Linked DNA regions of Homo sapiens: regions 2 and 3 are each linked to region 1. Evidence: read pairs that join two places in POLR2A ChIA-PET (ENCODE). Cell type or tissue: Panc1. All regions are shown on one strand.

What was found. Peaks named below come from ENCODE experiments on the same cell type or tissue, not always from the same donor. Only the 100,000 strongest peaks of a DNase experiment are listed, where the experiment ranks them.
Region 2: POLR2A ChIA-PET joins it to region 1 with 8 read pairs; 3 of 35 experiments call an interaction of 5 or more read pairs at or near these places.
Region 3: POLR2A ChIA-PET joins it to region 1 with 5 read pairs; 7 of 35 experiments call an interaction of 5 or more read pairs at or near these places.

Annotation. Positions count from the first base shown.
Region 1 is chr19:39,077,472-39,079,971 of GRCh38, forward strand. No RefSeq gene overlaps it. Among named protein-coding and RNA genes, the nearest start is that of ACP7, 5.6 kb to the right of the region's middle. RefSeq lists a silencer at 1,158-1,452. In Panc1, no CTCF peak of the experiment used is centred here; DNase peaks (open chromatin) are centred at 1,360 and 1,460; H3K4me3 peaks cover 363 bases; H3K27ac peaks cover 2,500 bases.
Region 2 is chr19:38,863,583-38,866,082 of GRCh38, forward strand. No RefSeq gene overlaps it. Among named protein-coding and RNA genes, the nearest start is that of RINL, 13 kb to the right of the region's middle. RefSeq lists enhancers at 1,267-1,561, 2,121-2,500. In Panc1, no CTCF peak of the experiment used is centred here; a DNase peak (open chromatin) is centred at 1,329; H3K27ac peaks cover 572 bases.
Region 3 is chr19:38,980,024-38,982,523 of GRCh38, forward strand. No RefSeq gene overlaps it. Among named protein-coding and RNA genes, the nearest start is that of FBXO17, 5.5 kb to the left of the region's middle. In Panc1, no CTCF peak of the experiment used is centred here; no DNase peak of the experiment used is centred here.

The DNA.
Region 1 (2,500 bases):
TACCGTTCTTTCTGGAAGGGAGCTGTCCCTCTACCATTCACCTTGTCTGCCCCCCACCCAGTCGGTGACCTGTAGGTCACACGACAAGGTGCTTAGCCTTGCTGAGCCTCAGTTTCCTCGTCTGTAAAATGGGTCCATCTGTAAAATTTCTAAAGTCTGCATTAAAGATTGTCAGGGTCATTAAATGAACACACAGCGTGTCAATCACTCGGGAATCAGTTGCTGCTGTGGCTTCACCATAAAGGTCGACAACAGCAACTACGTGGATGTCCCCAAGCATTTTCCCCAACATCTTATTATGAACATTTTCAAATGCACAGGAAAACTGAAAGACCTTTACAAGGAACACACATATATCCGCCATATATCCAACTGGATTCTATCATTAACATCTTACTATTCTTGGCCAGGCACAGTGGGTCACGCCTGTAATTTCAGCACTCTGGGAGGCCAAGGTGGAAGGATCCCTTGAGCCTAGGAGTTTGAGACCAGCCTGGGCAACATCGCAAGTCTTCGTCTCTACAAAAAATACAAAAATTAGCCGGGCGTAGCAGTGTGAGCCTGTAGTCCTAGCTACTCAGGAGGCTGAGGTGGGAGGATTGCTTGAGCCCGAGAAGTTGAGGATGTAGTGAGCTGAGATCGCACCGCTGTACTCCAGCCTGGGGAACAGAGCAAGATCCTGACTTTAAAAAAAAAAAAAGAAAAAGAAAAAACCAAACCCAAAAAGCCTACATCTTACTATTCTTTATATATGTACATATATAACTATACATATATAAATTAGAGATGGGGGTCTCACTATGTTGCCCAGGCTGGTCTTGAACCCCTAGGCTCACATAACCCTCCTGCCTCAGCCTCCCAAGTAGCTAAGACTGCAGGTATGTACCACCGCACCCAGCTAAAACCTTGAAATATTTCTATTAAGATTTTTAAGGACTCGGTTTATAACAAGTGCTGTTTTTACCACAGGTCTTAGTTCATTACATCCATTCATTCACTCATCTAATTCTCACAACTCTCTAAAATACGTCAAATATACAGCATGGTTTATTATCCCCATTTTGCAGATGTGGAAATTGAGGCACAGAGAGGCAAATGGCTCACAGCTACTCAATGCTGGAGCTGGGTTTAAACGCAAGCTGTCTGTCTCCAAAGCCCTGGCTTTTTTCCATGGATGGCATCTCTCAGATTGGGTAAAGTAAACCACACAATGGAATATTATGAGCCAGTATCAAAGAATGCTTAGAAGAGTCCAGTAAAAATAACGTCAGACTGTGGTATGACCGTGATTCAGCCCAATTCCTGTGTACAAGAAAAAATGCTCCAAGCATTCTCAATGGCCACTGAGTGATTGAATGAAATCTTTTGTAAATAATTGTGGCTATTATCTATGGAGCTCTTTCTTGATCAGCCCCACCCCGTGTTACACGTTTTACTTGCTGTATCTTTCCAAGCATTTGCAAAGTAGGCACTGTTGTATCAGTTTTAGATATTAGGTCACTGAGGCTAACACAAGAGCAGACACTCACCCAAGGTTACCCAGTCACAAAGTGGCAGAACCAGAATTCAAACCCAGGTTTGTGGCTATGCACAGTGACTCACGCCTATAATCCCAGCATTTTGGGAGGCTGAGGTGGGAGGATTGCTTGAGGACAGGAGTTTGAGGTCACAGTGAGCTATGATTGCATGATTACACCAATGCACTCCAGCCTGGGTGACAGAGTGAGACCCTGTCTCCAAAAACAAAAACAAAACCCAGGTTTGTTAGTTCCTTGAGCCATGAAACCTCCCTGGCTCTTTCTAAGTTTTCAGTAATGAGATGTGAATATTTTCTTTTTTCTTTTTATTTTTTGAGACGGAGTCTGACTCTGTCGCCCAGGCTGGAGTGCAATAGTGTGATCTCAGCTCACTGCAATCTCCGCCTCCCGGGTTCAAGCGATTCTCCTGCCTCAGCCTCCTGAGTAGCTAGGATTACAGGCGCTCACTACCATGCCTGGCAAATTTTTGTATTTTTGGTAGAGATGGGGTTTCACCACGTTGGCCAGGCTGGTCTCGAACTCCTGCCCCCGTGATCTGCCCACCTTGGCCTCCCAAAGTGCTGGGATTACAGGCTGGCCAATGATGCTACTATTTTCATAATGGAGAAATAGTTTTTAAAGAAGTCTCCTTAAGAAAGTAGACTCATTTATTTTTATTTTATTAGCTATGTGCATTACTTTGATAAAATTTAAAACCCTAACTTACACCGTACACAAAAATCAGTTCCAGATAGATTGCCAACCTAAGGGTAACTCACATGAGAAAGCTATTGGAAAATAACAGAAGAGGCCAGATGCGGTGGCTCACTCCTGTAATGCCAACAGTTTGGGAGGTCAAAGCAGGAGGATCACTTGAGTCCAGGAGTTCAAGACCAGCCTGGGGAATATGGCAAGACCTTGTCCCTACAAAAAAATTAACAAAATTAGCTGGGCGTGGTGCACGCACCTGTAATCCCAGCACT
Region 2 (2,500 bases), 210 kb before region 1:
GTAATCCCAGCACTTTGGGAGGCCAAGGCGGGTGGATCACCTGAGGTCTGGAGTTCGAGACCAGCCTGACCAATATGGTGAAACTCTATGTCTACTAAAAATACAAAAATTAGCCGGACATGGTGGTGTCTGCCTGTAGTCCCAGCTACTTGGGAGGCTGAGACAAAAGAATTGTTTGAACCCAGGAGGCGGAGGTTGCAGTGAGCTGAGATTGCACCACTGCACTCCAGCCTGGGCAACAGACAGACACTCCATCTCAAAAATAAAATAAATAAATAAATAAATTTATTTATTTTAATAAGAAATTTAATCTGGTAATAAGAAATTTAAGAGTAGTTATTTTAAAGAGCTTTATAGTTAGAAGTCAGCTTAATCAAAAGCTAATATCCAAGTTTTTTTTTTTTTTTTTTTTTTTTTTTTTAAGACTGAGTCTTGCTTGTCACCCAGGCTGGAGCGCAGTAACACGATCTCGGCTCACTGCAACCTCTGCCTCCTGGGTTCAATGAAGCCATTCTCCTGCCTCAGCCTCCCCAGTAGCTGGGATTACAAGGGTGCACCACCACGCCCAGCTAATTTTTGTATTTTTAGTGGAGACGGGGTTTCACCATGTTGGCCAGGCTGGTTTCGAACTCCTGACCTCGCGATCTGCCCGCCTCGGCCTCCCAAAGTGCTAGGATTACAGGCGTGAGCCACCATGCCCGGCCCCAAGTTTTATATATATATATATATATATTTAAAAGGGCTTTCTGACTTTTCTCTTTGAATCTTTTTTCGTGGACTAGAACTTTTTTTTTCAAAAACAAAAAAACCCTGTGTGCTTGGTATGACCACTTCCTTTGTTCACTTCCTCCCTTTTTCTTTTTTTCTTCTTTCTTGAGGTGGGGTCTTGCTCTGTTGCCCAGGCTGGAGTGCAGTGGTGTGATCACAGCTCTGCAGCTTTGACCTCCTGGGCTCAAGCAATCATTCCACCTTCACCTCCCAAAGTGCTGGGATTACAGACATGAGCTTCTATGCCCGGCCCACTTCCTTTATTAAAAATTATTTTTCCATGATGTGAGTGAGAGCCCAAGGGGAGACTTCTAGCATGAAGCCCAGAGCTCCACAGCAAACAGGAGCTTGAGTTTGACCCTAAGCCCTCAACCAGCGATACCCCAAACAGCTGCCATTTGAGTTTCACGTCCCTTTTTTTTTTTTTTTTGCCACACATTCATGCATCACCTGCCCACTTCACTGCTTAATAATTTTCTTTAAATCAACCCACTCTTTTGTTTTTAATTCAACACATTTATTTAAACAGGAGATGTCATTTCACTCCAGGAAGTGGAAAACCAGTGTCAGTTGGCACACATAGACTCTAATAGTACAAATAAATCCAATGATTCAGCAACAACAGAGAAGTGCTAAAAGCATTGGGTGAAAGGTGTTGAGGAACAGGTTGGTCACCAGGTCTCAAGGTGACACCCACAGATGATGCAAGAATTCAAAGGCTCACGCCTATAATCCCAGCACTTTGGGAGGCCGAGGCGGGTGGATCACTTGAGGTCAGGAGTTCAAAACCAGCCTGGGCAACATGACGAAACCCCATTTCTACAAAACATACCGAAAATTAGCCGGGCATGGTGGTGGTGTGCACCTGTAGTCCTAGTACTACTAAGCTGAGGTGGGAGGATCGTGGGAGGTGGAGATTGCAGTAAGCCTAGATCACACCACTGCACTCCAGCCTGGGCGACAGAGTGAGACCCTGTCTCAAAAACAAACCGACAAACAACAAAAAATAAAACAAAAAACAAGGGGAGAAGATGACCATCTGCAAGCCAAGGAGAGAGCCCTCAGAAGGAAGTCTATTGTGCTGACACCTCGAACTGGAACTATTGTAACCGCCCAAGGGGTTCACGTTTCCTGCTGCCTAGACAGAGCCCATACATCAAAACAGGGGAATTGCAATAGAGAAAGAGTAATTCGCTGGGCGCAGTGGCTGACGCCTGTAATCCCACCACTTTGGGAGGCTGAGGTGGGCGGATCACGAGGTCAGGAAACCGAGACCATTCTGGCTAACACGGTGAAACCCTGTCTCTACTAAAAACACAAAAAATTAGCCGGGCGTGGCGGCACGTGCCTGCAGTCCCAGCTACTTGGGAAGCTGAGGCAGGAGAATGGCGTGAACCCGGGAGGCGGAGCTTCCAGTGATGCAATGAGCTGAGACCACGCCACTGCACTCCAGCCTGGGCAACACAGCAAGACTCCGCCTTAAAAAAAAAAAAAAAAAAGAGTGATTCACGCAGAGGAGCCAGAGCCCGCTGTGCGCTGTGCGGGAGACCGGAGTTGTATTATTACTCAAATCAGTCTCCCTGAGCATTCTAGGATCAGAGCTTTTAACAACAACGCGGTGGGTGGGGGGAAGCTAGTGAGCCAGGAGTGTTGATTGCTCAGGAATGAAATCATAGGGAGTCGAAGCTGTCTTCTTGAGCTGAGTCAGTTCCTGTATAGGGGGCCACAAGAT
Region 3 (2,500 bases), 97 kb before region 1:
TCATCTTCAAGCCAAAGACAGTTTTAAGCCTGAAGGCCAAGCTGCAAGTCTCAGATAAATCCACGGACCAGATTGAGAACTTGTCTTCCTGTTTGGTGCACTTTCCTCTGATTCCTCCCCACCCTTCATCTATTTTACATGTACCTACCCTTCCCTAATTTTTTTTTCTTTTCTTTCTTTTTTTGAGATGGAGTCTCGCTCTGTTGCCCAGGCTGGAGTCCAGTGGCATGATCTTGGTTCACTGCAACCTCCGCCTCCTGGGTTCAAGCAATTCTCCTGCCTCAGCCTCCCAAGTAGCTGGGATTACAGGTGCCCGCTACCACGCCTGGCTCATTTTTGAATTTTTAATAGAGACAGGGTTTTACCATGTTGGCCAGCCTGGTCTCAAACTCCTGACCTCAGGTGATCTGCCTGCCCTGGCCTCCCAAAGTGCTGGGATTACAGGTGTGAGCCACCACACCCAGCCCGTAATTGGTTTTTTACACTGTCATGCCCATCTTTGAATGGTGCCTTTGTTTTAGCCTCTTTTGCATACTCACAAACCAATCAGCATGCACTCCCCCATTCTAAGTCCATAAAAGCCCCAGACCCAGCCACACTGAGGGAGAGACCACCTGACTTCAGGTGGGGGACTACCCTCACATCCCCTCTCTGCTGAGAGCTTTTATGTCACTTAATAATAAAAATCTTCTCCACCCTTCTCACCCTTGGATTGTAAGTGTGATCTCATTCTTCTTGGACGTGGGACAAGAACTTGGGACCCTGCCGAATGTAGGTACAAAGAAGGCAGTAGCACCATAGCTCCCCACGATTGGTGCCTAGCGGCCACCCCATGCAACAGAAAGCAGTGGCAAGACCAGGCCAGCCCTGGAGCTACAGGCCAGAGTGGGGCAACATAACAGAACTACTAACATGCCTCCTTTCGTCAGGCTGTGGAGGGACTAACAGAGCTGTTAGCATGCTATAACACCACCTCTGGGACTTCAGGGTCATGGGCTTCCCTGTTTGGGTGCCGCCGTGTTCTCCTTGTCTGAACGCCAGAGTACACAGTGGGAGCCGCTTGCAACACACCTGGTCCAGCCACAAACCCTACATGGAGCCTGCCCCTGTGTCAGTGCTTGCAGGGGCCAGTGGGACCCCACACTTGCTAGTTCACACACCCCCTCCCACCCAGGGGCTGAGTGCAAAGTCACGGTGGCTGTGGGATCCATGCCAGAGTGCAATCCAGCTGTGCCCTGGTGGGCTGAGTGGGCAGGGTGCCTCCTGCAACAAACCTGGGAACAGTGCAAGGCCAGGGCAGTGGCATTGCTGGCCAGAGGTCTCTGGGCAGCAATGTGGCTGAGAAAAATCCTGCATCGGTGGCAACTCCTGGGATGATCCTCTCGAAGCACTCAGCCGGGAGCCTGGCCCTGCAGACTCCTACATTATGAGCCTTTAGAAGACAAAAGAAATGCCCAAAACAAAGCAGTCCAGCTTTGCCTTAGTGATGGCTGTCAAGGGACCCAGTTAATCAATTAGAGATACATCTGCACTGTGAAGATGTGCATAGTTGGAGGGCAGAAAGTTAAAAATTAAAAGCTTACCAGATAGAGAAAAATCTTTTTTTTTTTTTTTTTCAGGCAGAGTCTTTCTCTGTCGCCCAGGCTGTGTGCAGTGGTGCCATCTCGGCTCACTGCAACTTCCGCCTCCCGAGTTCAAGCAATTCTCCTGCCTCAGCCTTCTGAGTAGCTGGGATTACAGGCGCCCACCACCATGCCTGGCTAATTTTTGTATTATTAGTAGAGATGGAGTTTCACCATATTGGCCAGGCTGGTCTCAAACTCCTGACCATGTGATCCACCTGCCTCAGCCTCCCAAAGTGTTGGGATTACAGGTGTGAACCACCGTGCCCGGCCAGGAAGATCTTCTGAACAAAAAAGGAAACTTGCAAGGAATCCTCTTGGAAAATGTAGGGCACAAAAAATATCCATTTAGATATAAATAGAGACATAGAGACACAACCCCTGGTAGGGATAGAGACAGGTACACACACACACAGAACTGAAGGCACACACACACACACACACACACACACACACACACTTTTTTTTGTTTTGTTTTGAGACAAGGTCTTGCTCTGTTGCCCAGGCTAGAGTGCAGTGGCATGATCATGGCTCATGACAGCCTCGACCTCCTGGGTTCAAGTGATCCTCCCACCTCAACCTCCCAAGTAGCTGGGACTACAGGTGTGCACCACCACACCTGGCTTTTTTTTTTTTTTTTGGGGTAAAGATAGGGTATCACCATGTTCCCAGGGCTGGTCTCCTGGGCTCAAGCAATCCTTCCGCCTCAGCTTCCCAAAGTGCTGGGATTACAGGCGTGAGCCACAATACCTAGACAGGCACAGACTCATAGAGTAAGCTCCAAAAAAATTCTCAAGCCACATGCCACCTGGAGAGACTACTGTCTGCAAGGGTGTCACAGGAGGCCGTGTGGGGGTCTGGGTTGCCTCCCACCTAGA